Linked DNA regions of Homo sapiens: all the other regions are linked to region 1. A link is an interaction called in ENCODE POLR2A ChIA-PET data of the cell type or tissue named here. Cell type or tissue: HepG2. All regions are shown on one strand. Region 1 overlaps LOC105371684 (a long non-coding RNA gene). Region 2 has its middle 25 kb from the start of ELF3. Region 3 overlaps ELF3 (E74 like ETS transcription factor 3).

Region 1 (8,000 bases):
GCTGGCCTGAGGATAGAGCTGTGGAACCACCTCAGAGAAGAGACTTCCAGGCAGGGCTCAGAACACAATTCCCCAAAGTAAGGCATGCTGAGTATTTTGAACTAAAGGAGATGGGAAGGCCTCGGAAGCAGAGTCTCTCTGACCTCCTGCCCTGCTGCTCACCTTTCTCTTTCAAGGCAAGTCACAGAAACCAGAATTCCTCTTCCCCAAGGCCATAGAAACTAGAATCCCTCTCCCAGAAAGCAAAACCTAGAGAGGTCATTTTCCCTCTCTCCCTTCTCCCTTAAAGACCCTCATCCCAGAGGGGTCCTTCCTCATGCCTAGGAAGAAGAAATGCTACACAGGCTGGGCACAGTGGCTCACGCCTGTAATCCCAGCACTTTGGGAGGCCAAGGCGGGCAGATCACTTGAGGTCAGGAGTTTGAGACCAGCCTGGCCAACATGGTGAAACCCTGTCTCTACCAAAAATACAAAAATTAGCCGGGTGTGGTACCATGCACCTGTAATCCCAGCTACTCAGGAGGCTGAGGTGGGAGAATTGCTTGAACCTGGGAGGTGGAGGTTGCAGTGAGCCAAGATCATTCCACTGCCCTCCAGCCTGGGCAATAGAGTGAGACTTCATATCAAAAAAGAAAAAGAAAGAAAGGTTACACAGAGAAGCCAAGGAGAATCAAGCAGACAGGCCTTGCTGTTTCCTCTCTCAGTCACTGAGCATTAGATCATACCCCTTCATCCAATCACATTTCTACACAGCTACCATTCCTCATCAACCTTTAAGCATAAACTCAGACAGTTTTCCCCAGGTCTTTGGGTCTTCATTTCTGAAGGCTGTCTCAAAATTTTTTAAAAATTTTATTGAAATGAGGTCTCCCTATGTTGCCCAGGCTGGTTGTGAACACATAAAACTTTGATCAAATAGTCCAGGCCCAGTGGGTCACACTTGTAATTCTAGCACTTTGGGAGACTGAGTGGGAGGATTGCTTGAACCAGCCTGGGCAACATTGTGAGACACAGTCTCTATGAAAATTAAATTTAAAAAATTAGCCAGGCATGGTGGTGTGCACCTCTAGTCCCAGCTACTCGGGAGGCTGAGGTAGGATGATCACCTGAGCCCAGGAGGTCAAGGCTTCAGTGAGCTGAGATCCCACCATGCACTCTAGCTTGGGCTACAGAGTGAGGAAAAACAAACACAAACAAACAAAACCCAACTTTGATTAAATAAATCTGTTACGTTTTCTCTTGTTAACCTCCTGGTGGGTGAGAAAAGTGATCACACTTTTCTGCCTTTATAAAGGCCAGCAGCTGGAATGTGCGGCTCCTGTGAGGAAAGCCAAGGGGGCCTGTGCAGATGGAACAGAGCCAAGGGTGCGGGGGTGGAGATGAAGTCTAGGGCAGGGGCAGATAGCACCGGGCTTTTGTAGGACTTTGGCTTTTACAGGTAAGATGCAGAGCCATGGAGGGTTTGAACTCTCTGGCTGCTGTCGGGGGGCCTTGTGTCCTGTCTCTTGAACAGAACACTAATTTCCTGGGGGCAGGACGCACACCAAAGCCCAGTCAGGGGCTCTGTTCTGGTCAGCGGGCCAGCCTTGACCCCACAGTCCCACAGCCAGCCAGACCTGAAGGTGGGACAGAGGTCCCTGGACTGCCTTTTTGGGAGGACTAGTTTTCTTTCTTTTTTTTTTTTTTTTTTGAGATGGAGGCTTGCTCTGTTCCCCAGGCTGCAGTGCAGTGGTGTGATCTCGGCTCACTGCAACCTCTACCTCCCAGGTTCAAGCAATTCTCGTGCCTCAGCCTCCTGAGTAGCTGAGATTACAGGCGCATGCCACCATGCCCCGCTAATTTTTGTATTTTTAGTAGAGACGGGGTTTCGCCATGTTGGCCAGGCTGGTCTTGAACTGCTGACCTCAGGTGATCTGCCCACCTCAGCCTCCTGAAGTGCTGGGATTACGGGAGTGAGCCACCGCCCGGCCTGGGAAGACTAGTTTTCATGTGTATTTGTAGTAGGCCTGCTTTTGATGCTATCTCAGTGCATTGCATTGAACTCTGCATTTATTCATATCCCGGGCTATCAGCTTTTTTGTTTGTTTGTGTGTTTGTTTGTTTGTTTGTTTGTTTGTGACAAAATCTTGCTCTGTTGCCCAGGCTGGAGTGCAGTGACGTGATCTCGGTTCACTGCAACCTCTGCCTCCTGGGTTCAAGTGATTCTGCTGCCTCAGCCTGCTGAGCAGCTGGGATTACAGGCGCATGCCACCATGCCTGGCTAATTTTTGTATTTTTAGTAGAGACAGGGTTTCACCATGTTGGCCAGGCTGGTCTCAAACTCCTGACTCAAGTGATCCACCCATCTAGGCCTCCCAAAGTGCTGGGATTACAGGAGTAAGCCACTGTGCCTGGTCAGCCACCTTCAGCCATCACTGGCTTGTCAGTTCTTACGTATTCCACTTCCGCTTGATTGTAAGCTTCCTCCGGGGAAGGACGGGGTCTCCCAGACATTTGAATTAACGGTGATCTTTGCAAAAAGCCAGGAACCCCTGTGGGTGATTGCTGGCAGGGAGACAAGCTACACAGGAAAGAGCAGGGATCTGTCTGTGGCCTGGGGGTTAGGAGACCTAACAAAAGTTTTCTCACTCGGAGGCTCGGTCTCCCCATCTGTAAAAGGATATGGACTGGACTACATGGATTTTTTTTTTTTTTTTTTTTTTTTGAGAAGGAGTTTCGCTCGTGTCGCCCAGGCTGGAGTGTAATGGCACGATCTTGGCTCACTGCAACCTCCGTCTCTCAGGTTCAAGCAATTCTCCTGCTTCAATCTCCCCAGTAGCTGGGATTACAGGCATGCGCCACCATGCTGGGTGAATTTTTGTATTTTTAGTAGAGACGGGTTTTCACCATGTTGGCCAGGCTGGTCTCGAACTCCTGACCTTAGGCGATCCACCCGCCTCAGCCTCCCAAAGTGCTGGAATTACAGGCATGAGCCACCGCACCTGGCCGATTCTTTTTTTTTTTTTTTTTTTTTTTTTTTTGAGACGAAGTCTCCCTCTTGTCCCCCAGGCTGGAGTGCAGTGGCAGGATCTCAGCTCACTGCAACCTCCGCCTCCCGGGTTCAAGTGATTCTCCTGCCTCAGCCTCCTGAGTAGCTGGGATTACAGGCGCCTGCTACCACGCCTGGCTAATTTTTGTATTTTTAGTAGAGACAAGGGTTTCACCATGTTGGCCAGGCTGGTCTCGAACTCTGGCCTCAGGTGATCCGCCTGCCTTGGCCTCCCAGAATGCTGGGATTACAGGTGTGAGCCACCACACCTGGCCAAGGCCGATTCTTAAATTATGTTTGAAATACTAACAGAATCAGGCCAGGTGTGGTGGCTCACGCTTGTAATCCTAGCACTTTGGGAGGCCAAGGCCGGTGGATCATGAGGTCAGGAATTCGAGGCCAGCGTGGCCAAGATGGTGAAACCCCGTCTCTACTAAAAATACAAAAATTAGCTGGGCGTGGTGGCGCATGCCTGTAGTCCCAGCTACTTGGGAGGCTGAGGCAGGAGAATCACTTGAACCGGAGAGGCGGAGGTTGTGGTGAGCCAAGATCGTGCCATTGCACTCCAGCCTGGGCGACAGGAGCGAAACCCCGTCTAAAAAAAAAAAAAAAAAAAAAGAAATACCAACATAATCTATAGATACCTCCAGAATAATGAGTTGGTGCACAAAACTTTGCGTGTGACTGAGAGGAACAGGTTCACAAGCCCCTAAATTTGTCCCTAAGAGCTTGTCCAGTTCTAATAATGTGATTTTTGTGCACCGATTGTAGCACTAGCCCAGAAAGGCTCCAACCTTGGAGGACAGACTTGGTTTTAATCTCCAGGTGAGTGATTTAGGACTTGTTTTTGTTGCGTTCTGGAAAAGGTGTGTGGATATGTTTTTGGAGGCAAAGGAGGAGTTTGTGGTCTGGAGCCTGCATGTTTTCAGCCTCCAGGCCTGGTTACGTTGGCTTGATGGAGAAGGGAAGGCCCACGTGGGAGTGGAGCCAGCCAGTCTTTCCTGTGTGGGCGATGCAGGGGACGGTGGGGAGGGCCACAAGGTGGAGGAGGAGGAGGAATCGCGAGGTGGGAAGGGGCTGGGTGGTGACAGGCAGAGGGCTAGAGAGCTGTGGGCAGAACAGGGACCCCGTCCCATGTGTCTCTGGGCAGAGATTCACTCCACGCCAAAGCAAATAGGGAGAAGAGGCCCCTGTGAGTCTGAAGGGTGGTTCCCCCCTTGACTGAAGATCCCGGAGATGGGGGGTGGCCCTGGGCCAAATCAGGCACCTCCCTTTCTCACCAGGTAGTGCCTCCCTGCACGTTCACACCCAATGCTGTGTTGTCAGGGGCTGTAACCTGAGCCCTGGGTGCCAGGAGGGGGAGACCCACCCGGTCCTCCTCCTGTCCCCCCCAGCTCCCTTCCCTCTCCAAGGGCTCACACAGGCCCAGCCCATGGAAGAAATGGTGTTCTCAGTGGGTTTGGAACAGGTAAAGATTAGGAGCAGATGACAGGTTGTCAGTGGCTTCGAGGGCAACTACATAATCCCCAGCACCCAAGCTGCAGTGCACTTTGATCCAGCCTCTGAAGGCTTGATTATGAGACACAGCCCATGTTTCCATAAAGGGGAGAACAATTGTTTCCAGCACAGACAAAGGACTCTTTGTATAGCCCTGGGACCCGAGCCCCAGGAGGCACTCGGGGAGAGGAAGGACAGCCCCACCCCGGGTAGGGAAGGGGGTAGGGGCAGGGCAGTGCTGGGTGAGGCAGCTGCCTGGCTCCCATTGAGCTTGCCCATGATGGGCAAAGGGCATTAATGATGTCCCGCTGCTGGCACAGGGGCCTCAGACAGGGGTGAAAGGGGGCTTTTTTCTGAATTGCTCCAGCCTCATGCTCAAAATGCATGCAGTTTTATCTTTGTCGAGGCCGATGTTGGGGTATCTAGTGCCCCCCTACATTTGGGGAAGGGCTGGCTCCTCATTGGCAGGTTTCCACATCTATCAAACAGGCAGCAGGGTAGGGAGCAGGATTTGCTGTGCAGAGTGGGAGTTAGAACTTAGAGAGCATTTGGAAGTAGGCATGAAGAAGGGGCACGTTGGGATGGGGACGAGGTAGTGAGTCTGGATGCAGCAGTGTGTGTCCCTTGTGGAGCTGCCTCCTCCTCCTCCCCCCAGCCCTCACAGTTTCCCTGGGGCCTGAACATAGGATGACCTCAGAGTTTGCAAAACAAATCCGACTGTTGGAGAGCGTGAGGACTTTGCTTTGCTCCCCTTTCCTGCTTGGGAGAGAAGTCTGGATTGGTGAGGGCTTCTGCCCCCCTCATCCATTTGTTAGTTAAATCCAGCCCCTTCCCTGCCTCCCATTCCTTCTGTCCACATGTCAGGAGGCGTGGGCTGGGCCCTAGGCTGGCCTCCCAGTCAGAGGCAGCCATAGTGCAGGGAGTTGGCTTGACCCTGAGAAATTCCAGAAACACATCTGTTTAGGAGGATGAAGGCCAGGTTTGGGATCTTATTGGGGCTGCACCTGTGGAGACCAGAATGGCTCATTTTAGGGGGAAGGTAAGTAGAAAGTGTTAAATGCCAGCTCCTCAAAATCACTAGTACAATCTACTGATATCACAAAGCACAGTTTATTGCTCACCTTGGTGAGGGAGACAGAGATTTGGCAGTCTCTCCAAGTGGGGAAGGTAAGGTTGTTGGAAGTTTGGTTTAAGATGGATCTTGCAGTGCAGGGGCTTTGATTAGGACTGGGTAAGGATCGCCATTTCACAGTCAAGAATTGGTACAAACATCAAGGCCAGGATTTTTGAGACAAGGGATTCAAACAATGTTAGGAAGCAAGCTCAAAGTAGATGCTTCCATTGAAGATTTGATGGTTTTGTGGGAAGTTCCCCTAGTGAACAATCAGGTCTTTTACCTGGGCGGAGTCTATTGGAATAATAAAGTTATGCTAATGAAGACCATGGACTAGCAAAGTCACGTTAATGTAACCATCAGTTGTGTCTGTAGTAGGTAGTTTCCATTTTAGGTGTAAGTTTAGAGGGTGTGAGGGTAAAAGCTCTTTAGGGGCTGGTCTGGAGTTTGGGGTGGGGAATGGCAGGAGGGTCTATGGTCCTGAACAGCAATGACCAGACTGCAGGGCAGAGGCAGAGACACGTTAGACTGGAGAACTGGAGGGAGAGGAACTCCAGCTGACCCCAGGAGAGGTCAAGACTCAAGCATGTGAGCTGGAAACCAGGCCTGCAGGTGCCAAACCGGTCCCTGCCCGTGAAGACAGGCTGTATTGACTTTGGCAGCCCCACCCTAGCCTCCTCCCACCCCAGAAGGGCTTGAAACTGACACTGGGCCATGAAGGGGGCTGGAGATGTTCCCAACCCAGTCCTGCTCAGGCCGGCCATGGCTGGCTGCTACCCTGGCAGAGGGAGCCAGAGGGTGTGTATGGGGGAGGGAGGGAGGGATGTTCCCCTGGGAGGCAACTGGTGGAGTCCAGGGCTGGGGGCCATCAGGAATATATGAGTGGCCTCTTGATCTCAGACTGAGGACCCAGACAGACTAGGCAGTAGGTGAGAACAGATGAGTTTGGGGGACATCAGCTGTTCTCTTTATGGTGTAACTATGATTTCTTTTTTTTTTTCTTTTTTTGTGAGACAGAGCCTTGTACTGTTACCCAGGCTGGAGTGCAGTGGTGTGATCTCAGCTCACTGCAACCTCCGCCTCCTAGGTTCAAGCGATTCTCCTGCCTCAGCCTCCCGAGTAGTTGGGACCACAAGCACACGTCACCATGCCCAGCGAATTTTTGTATTTTTTAGTAGAGACGGGGTTTCACCATATTGGCCAGGCTGGTCCCTATGATTTCATATGAGCTGAAATCTACATATGTACTAGTCATCACAACACATCATTTTATTGATAAACTGAGGCATGGGGAGCATCGATGACTGATCAGGCAGATGGGTTGGAATTCAAGGTCCAGTCTGTGGCTTCAAGGCGAACTCTGCTGTGCCCCTTGGCAGCATCCTCCTGGGCTACTCAGGCATCTCATTCCTGCAGATGGCAAGAGGGGAGCTCAGATCACTCCTGTCTTGTCAAAGGGAGGAGGCGATAGCCTGAAACAGATCTGGGAAGAGGAAAGAGAATGAAGAGCGTGAGAAATGAAGAAGAGGGAGGGCAGTCAGTCCAGAGAAATAGGCAGGGACAGAGACAGGGAGGAAAAGATGAGAGGAGATGAAGAATATGTGTGTGTGTGTGTGTGTGTGCATGTGTGTATAAAACTATTACCAGCTTTCCAAATTTGATAAGTCATGTTCATTTCTATTGCCCCTTTTCAGAAAAAGATGGGAACAAGTGAAAGGGGACCTAAGAGGGCTAGTTAGGGACACAGGGAGAGCACAGCAGAGGGAAAGAGGCAGCTAGGAAGACAGGACAGAGGGGTAGAAGGGGTGGGGGAGATAGACTGAGACATCTGCCTTCTCCTCTGGGCCAGCTCTCTCCAGCTCGTCACCATGGTGATGGCTGCCCAAGGACTTTGTCCAGCTTCTGCTGCCCATGGGAAGTTATCTGGCCAGGATTTTGCTTTGCTGCAGGCTGAGAGATGAGGGCAGAGGTAAGCAGGGAGTTTAATGGGTCAGAGATACTGAGGGAGGAATCAGTGGGACAGGGCCATATGGGTGCCCTGGGCTCTGAGCAATCGGATTCGAGGGATGCTCTCCTCAGCAGAGTACTTTCTGTCTGGTGACAGGGGACTTTCTATTTTCCCTAAATGGAGAGAAATAGAATGCCTGGACCCTATGAGAAGGTAAGAGCCACATTCCTTGAGAAGGCCAATTGTGGGGAAGGGAAGGGAGGGGAGGAGAGTGAGACCTGGGCTGGACCCTGAGGTGTCTCAAGCACCAGATCCTGACCTTCATGTCATCTCTCATCTATGCCTCGGCCTCCCCAAAGGGACTAAATTATAACCACAGCAAAACATAGCAGCCATTGTACTGAAAACACACT
Region 2 (8,000 bases), 49 kb before region 1:
TTTACCCAGATTACATTCTATGATCGGACATTACAATCACTTTCTTTCAGAAACCCTGAACTCTCTTGGCCCCTTTTGCTTTGTGTTTCTCACTTGGCAGAACCACAATCTTGATAAAATCCAACCCTCTGTCCGTTCTGAGTATGCACCTGCGCTGATTAACAGACACATTGACTGTTCTCAGTCTAAATTGGTGGTTCTCTGTAGGGAGCAGCTTTGTACCTGGCACCCCCCACCACCCCCACCGCCACCGCCCCTGTCAGGGACATCAGTGTTTGGAGACATTTTTATTATCACACCTGAGGGTAGGTGCTACAGGTATTTAGTGGGTAGAGAGCCCAGCCGTGTTAAGCATCCTGTAGCTCACAGGCCAGCTCCCCACAACAAACACTTAACTGGCCTAAAATGTCAACAGTGCTGAGATTGAGAAACGCTTCTCTAAATTATTGATCATGAATTTCATGTGGGCCCTAGTGTTACCTGACAATCATACTACCTTTCCCAAGTTGACTCACCCTCTTGTTTTCTCAGAGGAATATTTTATACCTTCTCTCTCATCAAAACTTCATCTGCTTTCCACTTCTCACTTGGTGGAGGATCTTGCCTCTTAGTTCACTGAGAAAATGGAAGCGACCAGATGAGGACTCCCTCCAATGTCTCACCCCTGCACCCACCCGCCTACCAGCCTCCACGCCTAAACCCTCTGCCTTCTCTCCTGTTACTGCAGATGACTGGCTGAGCTCCTGGCTGAGGCTAACCCCTCCGCTTGTGCACTAAATCCCCTCCCATCTCGCCTACCCAAGGACAGTGCTCCAGCAACTCTCTCCCTTCTCAAAAATTTCCTTTTTACTTGATTATTTACATTGGCATATAAACGTATTATAATTTCTCCCATCTTAAAAACAGGCTGGGCACAGCGGCTCACACCTGTAATCCTAGCACTTTAGGAGGCCTAAGGAGGATCGCTTGAGGCCGAGAGTTTGAGACCAGCCTGGTCAACATAGGGAGACTCCGGTCTTGGCTCACACCTGTAATCCTAGCACTTTAGGAGGCCTAAGGAGGATCGCTTGAGGCCGAGAGTTTGAGACCAGCCTGGTCAACATAGGGAGACTCCGGTCTCTACAAAAAATTTTTAAAAGTTAGCAAGGGCTGGGCACAGTGGCTCATGCCTGTAATCCCAGCACTTTGGGAGGCTGAGGGAAGCAGATCACTTGAGGCCAGGAGTTCAAGACCAGTCTAGCCAACATGGTAAAACCCTGTCTCTACTAAAAATACAAAAATTAGCTGGGCGTGGTGGTGCACACCTGTAGACCCAGCTACTCAGGAGGCTGAGGCAAGAGAATCGCTTGAACCAGGAGGCAGAGGCTGCAGTGAACCAAGACTGTGCCACTGCACTCCAGCCTGGGCAACAGAGCGAGACTCCGTCTCAAAAAACAACAAAACAAACTTAAGTCATGGTGGCGCACGCTTGTACTCCTCGCTACTCAAGAGGCTGAGGCAGGAGGATGGCTTGAGCCCAGGAGAGAAAGGCTGTAGTATGCTATGACTGCACCACTACGCTCCAGCCTGGGCAACAGAGCGAGACCCAGTCTCTCTCTCTTTTTTTTTTTTTTTTTTGAGATGGAGTTTCACTCTTTGCCCAGGCTGGAGTGCAATGGTGCGATCTCAGCTCACTGCAACCTCCACCTCCCAGGTTCAAGCAATTCTCCTGTCTCAGCCTCCCAAGTAGCTGAGATTACAGGCACCCACCACCATGCCCAGCTAATTGTTGTATTTTTAGTAGAGATGAGGTTTCACCATGTTGGCCAGGATGGTCTCGATCTCTTGACCTCGTGATCCACCCGCCTCAGCCTCCCAAAGTGCTGGGATTACAAGCGTGAGCCACCATGCCCAGCAAGACCCAGTCTCTTAAAAAAAAAAAAAAAACAGCAACAAAAGGAGAGTGGGAGGCTGGGGGAGGGATAGCATTAGGAGAAATACCTAATGTAAATGACGAGTTGATGGGTGCAGCAAACCAACATGGCACATGTATACCTGTGAAACAAACCTGCATGTTGTGCACATGTACCCTATAACTTAAAGTATAATAATAATAAAAAAAAACACAAAAATAATTGTAACCCATTGCCCACCCTAGCCCTGCCCGCCTTCCTATCTTCTTTCTTGGTTTTATTTTTCTCCATAGCATTTATCATGCTCAGACACACAAAATATTTATCTATTTTTGCTGTTTGTAATTGTCTTTCTCCCCCCACTAAAATGAACACTCCGTGAGGGCATGGCATTTTGCCTGCTTTGCTCACAATGTGTATCCCACTGAAGACATCCAATAAACAATTTATCGAATAAATGAATGCATCTACCTGATACCTCATCAAGAAATTGATGACCACTAATTATCATCTTTGAACCTCTGATTGGTGACCTCTGGCAAGGCTGAGGACCTTTAGCTCTAATCAATGGGCAAAAGGTTGACCTCTTTGCTACTGATTGGCTTTTCCTTTTCATTATACCCTTGGGCTGGATGGGGAAGCTGTGTGAATCAACGCTTCATAAGCCTTCCTCTCTGAGAACTAGGGCTTCCAAGGAATTGGATATGAAAAGGCAGAGAGGAAGGAGGAGGATATGAGATGCCAGACGGGGGAGGGTGGGGGGGACAGGTCCCAGAAGAGGTCAGCTGGGACCCAGGCAGGATGGCATTGTGGCTGCGGGTGCCAGAGTCAGCCTGCCTGGGTTAAGGTCCTCAGTCAGCCTTGACTGCTGGGTAATCCGTGGTAAGTACCCACTGCTCCTGCCTCAGCTTCCCCACCTCTCACATGTGGTTGATCCTCACAGCCATCTCTTGGGGTTGTTCTGAAGATGAAATGAGATCATCTATGTAAGAAGCTGGCACTTAAAAGCACAGAGAGGGCACCAAGGAACGTATGGTCTGTCCTTATTTGGGGAATGGGGGTGGAAGGCGCCCAGCAGGGCATGGGGCGTGGTATGGCAGAGCCAGGACTAAGGGTCTGTAGCCTCCTAAATCAGGGCTTTCTCCGCAGGATTTCCCATGTTCTCACCATCTACAGAGTCACTCCCCTCCACCCTGCTGCCCCGTTCCACCAAGTGGCCCTCACACTAGGTGGAGGAGCCCTCACAGATCTCTTTCCTTCAGCCTGCCGTTCTTTCTGCAGCACCAGGGCCCTGGGACCAGCTGGTGGTTTCCACCAGAGCAGCCTCGGGGTGAATTTAGTCAGGAATGTGCCCTCAGCTCAAGAGAACCCTCCCCAACCTTCCACTCCCCATACCCACCCCCGACCGCAGGTTCCCCACCCACCCGTGGCCTGGCCAGCAGCAACCTCCACTAGCTCGCTAGCTCAGTGACGGTGACGTCAGCCCTGCAGTGCAGGCTGGGCTGGTTTACCCGCAAGTTTCACCTCTCCCTGGGGAGACTGGATTACCTCACCCTGGGAGCAGAGTGAATGATTAACCAGCTTCATCCTGGAGGGCCTCAAAGGCCCGTCCTGGGGTGTAGGCCTACAGGGCAAGGGGCTGCATGGTCACATACCCTAGTATGCGGGTTCACATACCCCAGCCGGGGCTGGGGTATGTGACCGCCCCGTCCTTGGCCACTGCCCTCTTATCTGCATCACTGCTCACAAGTGTCATAAAAATTTGTCTACAGCATATATAAATATACATATGACGTGGAAGGCTTCCGATGGCAAATAACATTTTCCATTTTGCCTAAGCTTGGGTGGCTTTTTATTCATCTATTGTTGTTTTAAGTACACATTTCCATCTAAACTTAGATGTATGTTTAGGCTGGCCGCGGTGGCTCATTGCCTGTAATCCCAGTACCTTTTAGGGGGTTGAGGCGGGTGGATCATTTGAGGCCAGCAGTTCAAGACCAGCCTGGCCAACATGATGAAACCTCGTCTCTACTAAAAAATACAAAAATTAGCTGGGTGTGGTGGCAGGCGTCTGTAATCTCAGCTACTCGGGAGGCTGAGGCAGGAGAATCACTTGAACCTGGGAGGCGGAGGCTGCAGTGAGCTGAGATTGCACCATTGCACTCCAGCCTGGGCAACAGAGTGACATTCTGTCTCAAAAACAAAAACAAAAACAAAACAAAAAAAATAAACTTAGATGTATATTTAAAAATTGCTTTTTACCCCTGAAGGTCTCAGCATCCTACCTGCTCTATTCATTAGTGTTTAGATTACCCATGACACCAGAAGGACTTCCCAACCCAGAAAAAGATCCAGGAGTTGATATAAAATATAGAACTACTATAATATTAGCAACTTGGAGCAGCAAGTTCTTGACTTGGGAAAGTAGGAATTCCTCTCATTAAGAGATGTTTGCCCACAGGGAATGCTGCATAGAAAAGAATTTGGCTGGAACTCTTTTTTTCCACTATGACTCCATTCACACTTGAATTGTTTCCTTTTACTTTTCTTTTTCTTTCTTTCTTTTTTTTTTTTTTTTTTGAGACAGAGTCTCGCTCTGTCACCCAGGCTGGAGTGCAGTGGCATGATCTCAGCTCACTGCAACCTCCGCCTCTCAGGTTTAAGCGATTCTCCTGCCTCAGCCTCCAGAGTAGCTGGGATTACAGGCGCGCACCACCATGCCCGGCTAATTTTCACATTTTTAATAGAGATGGGGTTTTGCCATGTTGGCCAGGCTGGTTTTGAACTGCTGACTTCAACTGATCCACCTGTCTGGGTCTCCCAAAGTGCTGGGATTACAGGCGTGAACACAGCATGTTTCCGTTTTCAAAATAAGATATGTCCTAATTGCTGTGAATTTTTAAAAGAGAATTATTTTCCATGACACATTCTGTTTTCAGATGTACTGACTTTAGGAGTTGGTAAATAGTCCTCTAGCAATGCAAATGCAAATTATATATTAAAATATGAATTTTTTTCTCCAGAAACATCACAAGATTCTGGATTTTTAAAATCATAAAGCTAACAAATTATACATATATGTATGTAAAGATGTGTGGTGTGTATTACACACGTGTATAGGTACAAATCTTGAAAGAACACAATGGGGGGGCCAGGCATGGTGGCTCACACTTGTAGTCCCAACACTTTGGGAGGCTGAGGCAGGCAGATCACTTCAGCCCAGGAGTTTGAGACCAGCCTGGGCAACATAGTGAGATCCTGTCTCTAAACAAAACAAAACAAAACAAAACAAAAGCCTGGCATGGTAGTGCATACCTGTTGTCTCAGCTACTCAGGAGGCTGAGGTGCGAGGACCGCTTGAACCTGGGAGGTTGAGGCTGCAGGGAGCCACGATTTCGCCACTATACTGTAACCTAGGTGAGGGAGGGAGATCCTGTCTCAAAAAAACAAACAAAAAAACTATAAAAGAAAGACATTCAATAAAACACATCAGGATTGATGATCATGTATATACTGATTTATTCACAAATATTTAACGAGCTACTATTATCTATGGAGTACTGTGCTAGATACTGAAGGTACAAAGTGGGAAGAGAACAGAGTGATCCCTTCTCTCAAGGCTTTATAGCGTGTGAGATTAGCAGATGACATCCAGTGAACCGCACCATTGAGTGAGGCCTGGCTGCTAGTTAGAGATCAACTGAATCAGGAAGGATAATCAATTGGTTTGCAGGGCTGGGCTGCATGGAGGTATCCAAGGCACAGATGGAGCAGTAGCACCTTCCACAGGCCTGGGGCACACAGGGCCACTCAGCACGAGGGCCCATCCCTGGCAATGAACGTGCTCCTTGGAGAGAAATCTCACATCCCAGTATTTCTGGATCATTGTGCCTAGAGACCATAGTGGTAGGAGTGATATGGTTTGCCGTGTCCCCACCCAAATCTGAACTTGAATTGTATCTCCTAGAATTCCCATGTGTTGTGGGAGGGGCCTAGGAGGAGGTAATTGAATCATGGGGGCCCGTCTTTCCTGTGCTATTTTCGGGATAGTGAATAAGTCTCACAAGATCTGATGGGTTTATCAGGGGTTTCTGCTTTTGCTTCTTTCCCATATTCCCTTGCTGCTGCCATGTAAGAAGTGCCTTTCATTTCCCACCATGATTCTGAGGCCTCCCCAGCCATATGGAACTGTAAGTCCAATTAAACCTCTCTTTCTTCCCGGTCTCGGGTATGTCTTTATCAGCAGTGCGAAAACGGACTAATATGAGGAGTCTGCCTACTGCAACCTTGAGTGAGGATTCTCTGCAAGGACCTCAGTCCTCCAGGGAGATTGGCTCCCTCTCTGTTCTGGAAATGGCTTTGTTTTCAGCCCAAGTCCCTGGGGATTTCCCAATCTCAGTCTTTTCACTGCACAGATCCTGCCCTAAGTATTATCACTGCTGCTGACTCAGAACCTTCAGATATGGGACATCTAGTCATTGGGTTCTACTTGGTTTCTGGGATGTATATGGATCCACAACAGTACGAGGTCCCTTGGATGGCTTTGTTTGGGCACATTCCAAGCCTGCTGGTGCCATTTTCCCACACCAGTCAGATAAGTGTGAGAAAATGGCACCAGCAGGCTTCTAATGCAGCCCACAGATGGGCCACCTATCAGCTGTTTGTCAGGTGTGTACAGAGCAGATGGCTAGCCCTGTGTCAAAGGCCTGGGAGCACTAAGGCTCCCAGGAGAGCTCAGTGGCACCTGCTTGGTTCTTTGGATGGGGAGCTTGCATTTGACCCCTTTTCCACCTCCTCTTTCTCCTGTTCCCAACGTGTGTCCTGAATTTCACAGATTAGCAGATCTAGTTATCCCCACAGACAGAGATGAGGGAGAAGTCCTCTGTTCTCACAGCCTGTTGAATTTCCATCTTTAGTCACCCTGTACCATTGCCACATCTGCAGACATCCTAAATTCTAATATATTTTAATGTTTTCTATTTATTTATTTGTATTTTTTTGAGATGGAGTCTTGCTCTGTTGCCCAGGCTGGAGTGCAGTGGCACAATCTTGGCTCACTGCAAACTCCTCCTCCTGGGTTCAAGTGATTCTCCTGTCTCAGCCTCCCAAGTAGCTGGGATTACAGGTGTGCGCCACCACACTTAGCTAGTTTTTGTATTTTAAATAGAGACAGGGTTTTGCCATGTTGGCCAGGCTGGTCTTGAACTCCTGACCTCAAGTGATCCACCCACTTTGGCCTCCCAAAGTGTTGGGATTACAGGCATGAGCCACTGCACCTAGCCTGATGTTTTCTCTTTAAATAGACTCCCCTTTACATCATAAGTGAAACAAGTCAGACATGAAAGAACAATTATTCTATGTGATACCTAGAATAGGCAAATTTACAGAGACAGAAAGTAGAATGGTGGTTGGTAGGAGCTGTTAGGAGGGGATGTGGCGAGGCAAGAATGGGGAGCTAGTGTTTAATGGGTACAGAGTTGCAGTTAGGGAAGATGAAAATGTTCTGAAGATGGGTGGTGGAAATGGCTGAACCACAATGTGGCTATCCTTTTTTTATTATTATTATTAAGATGCAGTGTCTTGACCAGGCTGGAGTGCAGTGGTATGGCTCACCCCACCCTCAATCTCCTGGGCTCAAGTGACCTTTGACCTCAGCCTCCCAAGTAGTTGGGACTACAGGCATGCACCACCACACCCAGATAATTTTTAGCTTTTGTATAGTGATGAGATCTCCCTTTGTTGCCCAGGCTGGTCTCAAACTCCTGGGTTCAAGTGATTCTCAGCCCTGCAAAGTGCTGGGATTACAGGTGTGAGTCACCGTGCTCAGCCTCCACAATGTGAATATACTTTAATGCCACAGAACTGTTTTTTTAAAATGGGACCTACAGCCAGGCGTGGTGGCTCACGCCTGTAATCCCAGCACTTTGGGAGGCCGAGGCAGGCAGATCACGAGGTCAGGAGATCGACACCATCCTGACTAACATGGTGAAACCTTGTCTTTACTAAAAATACAAAAAATTAGCTGGGCATGGTGGCGGGTGCCTGTAGTCCCAGCTACATTGGAGGCTGAGGCAGAAGAATGGCGTGAACCCTGGAGGTGGAGCTTGA
Region 3 (8,000 bases), 66 kb before region 1:
ACCTCTGCCTGCCGGGTTCAAGTGATTCTTGTGCCTCAGCCTCCAAGTAGCTGGGATTACAGGCACCTGCCACCATGCCCAGCTAATTTTTGTATTTTTAGTAGAGACGGGGGTTTCACCATGTTGGCTAGGCTGGTCTCGAACTCCTGACCTCAAGTGATCCGCCCGCCTCAGCCTCCCAAAGTGCTGGAATTACAGGTGTGAGCCACCGTGCCCAGCTCCCTGGCCTTAAAAGTCATGTAATTTAATGATCAGACCCCAGTCACAGCCATAGGATACAAAGAAGCAAAGGCAAAGAGCCCTGTGTCCTGGGCACGGTTACAGGCCAGTGTAGGGAAAGAGCTTCTGCTTGCCAGTGTGAAGAACAGAGGAGTTTAGGAAGTGTGAGTCAGGCTCAGCTTAGTCAGGCAGAGACCAGTGGGCATGGGTTACCTGGGGGTAACGCGGGCCAGGTGGGCGGGCTGGCAGCCTGGGGCCCATTTCCTGCCAAAGCACCTCTGACCATCCTTCTCTTCACCCAGGTACTACTACAAACGGGAGATCCTGGAACGGGTGGATGGCCGGCGACTCGTCTACAAGTTTGGCAAAAACTCAAGCGGCTGGAAGGAGGAAGAGGTTCTCCAGAGTCGGAACTGAGGGTTGGAACTATACCCGGGACCAAACTCACGGACCACTCGAGGCCTGCAAACCTTCCTGGGAGGACAGGCAGGCCAGATGGCCCCTCCACTGGGGAATGCTCCCAGCTGTGCTGTGGAGAGAAGCTGATGTTTTGGTGTATTGTCAGCCATCGTCCTGGGACTCGGAGACTATGGCCTCGCCTCCCCACCCTCCTCTTGGAATTACAAGCCCTGGGGTTTGAAGCTGACTTTATAGCTGCAAGTGTATCTCCTTTTATCTGGTGCCTCCTCAAACCCAGTCTCAGACACTAAATGCAGACAACACCTTCCTCCTGCAGACACCTGGACTGAGCCAAGGAGGCCTGGGGAGGCCCTAGGGGAGCACCGTGATGGAGAGGACAGAGCAGGGGCTCCAGCACCTTCTTTCTGGACTGGCGTTCACCTCCCTGCTCAGTGCTTGGGCTCCACGGGCAGGGGTCAGAGCACTCCCTAATTTATGTGCTATATAAATATGTCAGATGTACATAGAGATCTATTTTTTCTAAAACATTCCCCTCCCCACTCCTCTCCCACAGAGTGCTGGACTGTTCCAGGCCCTCCAGTGGGCTGATGCTGGGACCCTTAGGATGGGGCTCCCAGCTCCTTTCTCCTGTGAATGGAGGCAGAGACCTCCAATAAAGTGCCTTCTGGGCTTTTTCTAACCTTTGTCTTAGCTACCTGTGTACTGAAATTTGGGCCTTTGGATCGAATATGGTCAAGAGGTTGGAGGGGAGGAAAATGAAGGTCTACCAGGCTGAGGGTGAGGGCAAAGGCTGACGAAGAGGGGAGTTACAGATTTCCTGTAGCAGGTGTGGGCTTACAGACACATGGACTGGGCTGGGAGGCGAGCAAAGGAAGCAGCTGAGACTGTTGGAGAACGCTTACAAGACTTCATGCAAGCAAGGACATGAACTCAGAACACTGAGGTCAGAAGCATCCTGCTGTCATGACACCGCTCGAGTGACCTTGACCTTGACCAAGTCTGTCCTGTTTAGGACTGATTTTTCCTATTAGGCTAGGGTTTGGACCTGATGTTCTCAAGATGTCTAGAATTGCATGGCTGGCCTTGTGGAATAGATGGTTTTGCATTCCAGCCAAGTGTGCTGTAAACTGTATATCTGTAATATGAATCCCAGCTTTTGAGTCTGACAAAATCAGAGTTAGGATCTTGTAAAGGAAAAAAAAAAAAAAACAAAACAAAATGGAGATGAGTACTTGCTGAGAAAGAATGAGGGAAGGAGTTGGCATTTGTTGAAAGTGTAGTCTTTTTCTCTTTTTTTTTTAATTGCAACTTTTACTTTAGATTTAGGAGGTCGTGCGCAGGTTTGTTACATGGGTATATTGTGTGATGCTGAGCTTGGGATGCGAATGATCCTGTCACCCAGGTAGTGAGTATAGCACCCAGTGAAACTGTAGTCTCATGCCAGGCACTGTGCTAGCCCACTCTGGCTCATTTAATCCTCTCCTAAGAAGAGAGGAGACACAGCGTCCCCATTTGACAGATGCAGAAAGAGGTTCCACAGGTGTGCCTTGATTCTGTCCTAAAACCGTTTCCCGGAAGCTTTTCCTGGTGTGGGCGCTTCTAACCTAATCCTCAATCGATTCCAGAACTATTACTCTGTTTCCACAGTGATACTGTGTCTAGGTTTTAGGGAGGACAGTTCATTGATGTTACTTAAGAATGCTTTCCAGGTGGAAAGTTCCTTAAGTTTGAGGCTTCAAATTCCATACAGCACATTAAAATCCCATTCATGAGTTTGAAATACTGCTCTGTTGTCTTGGAAATACCAATCAGATTGTTGGCTGAAGTGATGTGGATAAAGAAGGGATCTTAGAAAAACTAAAGCTTGTGTGTGGATTTCTGGAAATGCAGCTTGCTCTGGAGAAGCAAGGAATGGTGGAAAAGGAGAGTGGGGAAGTTGATTGGAGAGGAAAGTGAGGTCATGAGAGAAACCAGAATCCTGGAGCCATTTGGAAAAAGGCTTTTACTTACATTTCCCTTCTGAAGTGTGAGCCAGTTAGACAAAGGGGATGCGGGCCAGGGCGTAGGTCTAGCCTCAGAAGCTGGGGAAGCTTTCACAGCTACTTAGTCTAAAAATGACCCCATTTCTTGGAAATTATGCATTAGACTCTGGTCTAGTTTCCCTAGCCACAATATCTCGGGGTCCTTGCACCCTTAAAAGAGGTGACCCAGCTGGGCGCGGTAGTTCACGCCTGTAATCCTCGTACTTTGGGAAGCCAAGGCGGGAGGATCACGAGGTCAGAAGATCGAGGCCATCATGGCCAACACGGTGAAACCCCGTCTCTACTAAACATACAAAAATTAGCTGGGCATGCTGGCACGCGCCTGTAGTCCGAGCTACTCAGGAGGCTGAGGCAGGAGAATCACTTGAACCCAGGAGGCGGAGGTTGCAGTGAGCTAAGATCATGCCACTGCACTCCAGCCTGGTGACACAGGGAGACTCTGTCTCAAAAAAAAGAAGAGAGGTGACCCAGTGTGGCCTGAAGTCACCTAGCCAAGAAGTGGGGGAGGGGCCTCTAGAGCCCGGGACATGCTTGTTCAGCCTCCCTTGACTCCCAGCCTCTTCAGCTTCTAAAGGAGATCCTAGCAGGGAGGAGGGCTGGGAATATGGCGCTCAGCCCCTTCACCCTCTTCTGGAGGGCTGGGGGCAGGTGCTGCCCGCTGCGTGCTGACCTTTGCCCTGCCATTTGCAGTTTATGAGGCGCTTTCCTCATCCCATTATCTCATTTGATCCGCCCCACAGCTCGCTGAGGAGACCAGGTGTCCCCATTTTACTGACAAGGCTAGTGGTGGGCTGAAGTCACTGACTGGGTGAGAGCGGGGCCAGCTCACAGCATGCCTGCCTCCACGCTGCAGCTCAGTGAGACCACCTGGGCAGGTGGCCTCTGCAGGGCAGCGCCTGGGACAGCCTGGAAGACGGCAGCTCTGGGAGGGACGCCTTTCTCCCCAACAGTTCTCTGCCCTCTCACCCCTCAGGATGCTGCAGAGTCCTGGCACGGGCCCCTGGGCTGGCCTCCGTGCTGCCCTCTCTGTCGGGCACCAGTCACCCTTACCCCGACTCTCACCAGCCCAGGGGCCTCCTAGCAGGAGACGGCCCGGTCTCTCGCCCACCAGAGTCTGCATCCCCTCAGGTGTGTCCTGGGCTGGGGAGTGGGGGTGGGGAGGAAGCCACAGGGCCGGGCTGTTTATATCCCGCCCTGCCGGAGCTGCTGGTCACCTCTTATCTGCTTCTGTGGGATTGGGTGTGTCGCTGAGCAGGTCAGAGGGAGGTCACCCCTCCCGTCGTGTTTGGGTGTGCCTGAGGAGGGGCTGGGGTTGGCCCCCTGGGACAGTTCCTGGCTTATCCCACAGCCCCACCTGTCCCACCAATTCTGGGGAAGTCTGGCTTCTCCTGGGGGAAGTGGGTGAAGGGGTTGCATTTCTGAGGAGTCTGGTTTCAATCTGCTCTCTCTCTCTGCTGTTGTCTGTTTACACATCTCTCTCTCTCGCCGGGCTGTGAGCACCTCTGGGCAAGTGCTGGGGCTTACTCACCTCAGCACCTTGCACAGCGCCTGGCACAGAGGAGGTGCTCGATAAATATTTGCTAAATGGCCCCGTGACTCTCCCTGCCCTGGCCACTACCTCCCCCACACACCACACACATTCATACACACTCATGGGAACCAAAGTCACACACACTCACACTCACAAAGATAAATATTCACAAGCCCTCACTCACATGCCCCTGCACGCACTGCAGACGCTGCCTGCTCTCACACACTCGCATGGACCGTATTCACAACCTCACACACTTGCACACACCAGCGCACGCAACACACTCCCACCTCACAGTCTCACATAGCCACACCCAGGCCTGCCTGCACGACTCACCTCCTCCCTCGGGGTCCTTCTATGAAGCATTTCCTGACCTCCTCTTTGGCCCTTTTCCCCCACCAGATGGGTTCAGCCCTTGCCTCCAGTCAGGACAGGCCTGGTAATTTGCAGAGCCCAGTGCAAAGTGAAAGCCTGGGCCCTTGTTAAAGAATTATTAGGCTGGGCGCAGTGGCTCATGCCAGTAATCCCACACTTTGGGAGGCCGAGGCGGGTGGATCGCCTGAGGTCAGGAGTTTGAGACCAGCCTGACCAACATGGCGAAACCCCATCTCTACTAAAAATACAAAATTAGCTGGGCGTGGTGGTGTGCGCCTGTAATCCTAGCTACTCTGGAGGTTGAGGCAGAAGAATCGCTTGAACCTGGGAGGCGGAGGTTGCCGTGAACCAAGATCATGACACTGCACTCCCGCCTGGGCAACAAGAGAGAAACTCCATCTCAAAAAAAAAAAAAAAAAAGAACGATTAAAAATTTCAAAATGGCAACAGCAGAGAAGAGCATGAACCATGCGCGAGGTGCAGTCCTCCAAGCGCAGGGCCCTGTGGGACCACCGCACAGGTTGCACTCAGGAAGCCACCCCTGCCTCCATTTGCCACTGGCCTATAAGAGCTCCACTGAACTACCCACCATGCCTTCTACTACAGATATGTTTGCCACAGTCACAAAAAAATCAACAAGTTGTCAAGTTTTTTGCTTTTTGTTTTTGAGACGGAGTCATGCTCTGTCCCCCAGGCTGGAGTGCAGTGGTGCCATCTCGGCTCACTGAAACCTCTGCCTCCCGGGTTCACACCATTCTCCTGCCTCAGCCTCCTGAGTAGCTGGGACTACAGGCGCCCATGACCACGCCCGACTAATTTTTTGCATTTTTAGTAGAGATGGGGTTTCACTGTGTTAGCCAGGATGGTCTCGATCCCCTGACCTCGTGATCTGCCTGCCTTGGCCTCCCAAATGTTGGGATTACAGGTGTGAGCCACTGCGCCTGGCCCAAGTTGTCAAGTTTTTAAAAGTAGGAAAATTTTCTCAGAAAAAAAACCTGAATTTGTGGCTTGTCTTTTTAAAAAATTGGCTGGGCCAGGTGACTCACGCCTGAAATCGCAACAAGGGGAGGCCGAGGCAGGAGAAGTACTTGAGCCCAGGAGTTCAAGACCAGCCTGGGCAACACAGGGAGACCCTGTCTCTACAAATAATTTTTTAAAAATTAGCCAGGAGTGGTGGTGTGCACCTGTGGTCCCAGCTACTCAGGAGGCTGAGGCAGGAGGATCACCTGAGCCTGAGAGTTCAAGACTGCAGTAACCTCTGATTGCACGATCCAGCCGGGGCATGATTTGTAACTTTGAGCAAGTTACCTTCCTTTTCTGAGCCTCAGTTTCCTCATCTACAAAATGAAGATTGTTCTACTTGGAGTGCTTTGTCCTACAAGTCACCAGAGTGAGAACTGGTCTCAAAAAAATTTAAAAATAAAGATAAATGTGAAAAAAAGAATCAGAAAATTTGGCCCAGCTAGGTCAGCTCTCCCTGGACCACAATCTGTCACAGTGGAGTGAGGCTGCTCCATATAGTCTTTGCATGTAGTTTACCACCATCTCCACCATGCAGTACCTGTGTGGCCCCAGAAGCACTAAGTTTTCAACCCCTGGTTAAAAACATCTATGCTTCTCTCACCTACTGCTCCCAGACTAGGAGCATGTTTTGTACCCCCTCTACTTGGCAAAAGGATGGCTCGTTGGGCATGTCAACAAGTAAATTAATGAAGTGGGTTGGGGGGGATGGGAGGATGCTCATGAGTATGGAAGCCCAGCCAGTTCCTTCTATTATGAGGGCCTGGGGTGGACACCAGAGCCTCTGATACTTACTGGGAAGTATTGAGTTTTCTTACTTCCAAAACCATTGACTTTTAACCCAATTCAGTGCATGGCATAGCATGGGCCCTCATGCACACTGGACTATCTCTGCATGGTCTTCTGGGCTGTAAATGGCTGCTTAACCCAGAGTGTCCAAAGATGCCACCACTGCCCAGCAGTCTTGTCCCATCCCCTCTCTCTGCTGAGGGAGGAGAGTTGGCAGAACTTCATTTGTCCATGTAATAGCTCTGCATATATTTCCCCCTCAACCCATCTCTTTTCAGGAAGAACAAGCACCTTAAATTAGTCCTTACATCGGCCAAGTGCAGTGGCTCATGCCTGTAATCCCAGCACTTTGGGAGACAGAGGCAGGCGGATCACCTGAGGTCGGGAGTTCGAGACCAGCCTGACCAACATGGAAAAACCCTGTCTCTACTAAAAACACAAAATTACCCAGGCGTCGTGGTGCATACCTGTAGTCCCAGCTACTTGGGAGGCTGAGGCAGGAGAATCGCTTGAACCTGGGAGGCAGAGGTTGCAATGAGCCGAGATCACGCCATTGCACTCCACCTGGGCAACGAGAGCGAAATTCCGTCTCAAAAAAAAAAAAAAAAATTTACTCCCTACATCATAACTACCAGTGATTTGTAGGACAGAGCACTCAATGTAGAACACTCTTCACTTTGCAGATGAGGAAACTGAAGCTCAGAAAAGAAAGGTAACTTGCTCAAAGTCACAAATCATGTTGAATGGAGCCTGAGCTTCATGTTGACAGCTGACCGCTTACTGAGTATCTACTAGGTGCCAGGCAATGTGTCAAGTTATTGCTTTACATACATCATTCATTCTCTCTGTGTTCATTAACTGTCTGCTGTGTGCATGGCTCCATGCTGTGTGCAGAAGACCCAGTAGGGAAGAGGTCACCCAGGGGGAGTAGGAAGCCTAGGCTATGGCCTGGCACGGTGGCTTATACCTGTAATCCCAGCACTTTGGGAGGCTGAGGCGGGTAAATCACCTGAGGGCAGGAATTTGAGACCAGCCTGGCCAACATGGCGAAACCCCATCTCTAGTAAAAATACAAAAATTAGCCGGGCGTGGTGGCGGGTGCCTGTAATCCCAGCTACTTTGGAGGCTGAGGCAGGAGAATCACTTGAACCCGAGAGGAGAAGGTTGCGGTGAGCCGAGATCACACCACTGCACTCCAGCCAGGCGACAGAGTGAGATTCCATCTCAAAAAAAAAAAAAAAAAAAAATTCCTGGTGCAGTGGCTCAGGCTTGTAATCCCAGCACTTTGGGAGGCTGAGGCGGATGAATCATGAGGTCAGAAGTTCAAAACCAGCCTGGCCAAGATGGTGAAACCGCGTCTCTACTAAAAATACAAAAAAATTAGCCGGGTATGGTGGCAGCTGCCTGTAATACCAGCTACTCGGAAGGCTGAGGCAGATAATTGCTTGAACCTGGGAGGCAGAGGTTGCAGTGAGCTGAGATCATGCCACTGCACTCCAGACTGGGTGGCAGAGTGAGACTCCATCTCAAAAAAAAAGAAAAGAAAAGAAAGAAAGCCTAGGCTAGAGCCTAGGAAATTCCAAAGACATCTATATAAACCTCTC

What was found. Peaks named below come from ENCODE experiments on the same cell type or tissue, not always from the same donor. Only the 100,000 strongest peaks of a DNase experiment are listed, where the experiment ranks them.
Region 2: POLR2A ChIA-PET joins it to region 1 with 30 read pairs; 9 of 35 experiments call an interaction of 5 or more read pairs at or near these places.
Region 3: POLR2A ChIA-PET joins it to region 1 with 21 read pairs; 12 of 35 experiments call an interaction of 5 or more read pairs at or near these places.

What each region holds. Positions count from the first base shown.
Region 1 is chr1:202,080,843-202,088,842 of GRCh38, forward strand. LOC105371684 (a long non-coding RNA gene) reads right to left here. Exons shown (of 2, transcript XR_001738375.2): 2 at 6,885-7,049. Among named protein-coding and RNA genes, the nearest start is that of GPR37L1, 38 kb to the right of the region's middle. RefSeq lists enhancers at 3,819-4,578, 4,579-5,338, 6,220-6,364 and a cis regulatory region at 6,287-6,298. In HepG2, no CTCF peak of the experiment used is centred here; DNase peaks (open chromatin) are centred at 1,352, 4,619 and 5,259; H3K4me3 peaks cover 1,701 bases.
Region 2 is chr1:202,031,591-202,039,590 of GRCh38, forward strand. No RefSeq gene overlaps it. Among named protein-coding and RNA genes, the nearest start is that of ELF3, 25 kb to the left of the region's middle. In HepG2, no CTCF peak of the experiment used is centred here; a DNase peak (open chromatin) is centred at 3,451; H3K4me3 peaks cover 906 bases.
Region 3 is chr1:202,014,688-202,022,687 of GRCh38, forward strand. ELF3 (E74 like ETS transcription factor 3) reads left to right here. Exons shown (of 9, transcript NM_004433.5): 9 at 522-2,496. The coding sequence ends at 636. Among named protein-coding and RNA genes, the nearest start is that of ELF3, 8.1 kb to the left of the region's middle. RefSeq lists an enhancer at 3,246-4,014. In HepG2, no CTCF peak of the experiment used is centred here; DNase peaks (open chromatin) are centred at 4,194 and 4,584; H3K4me3 peaks cover 1,123 bases.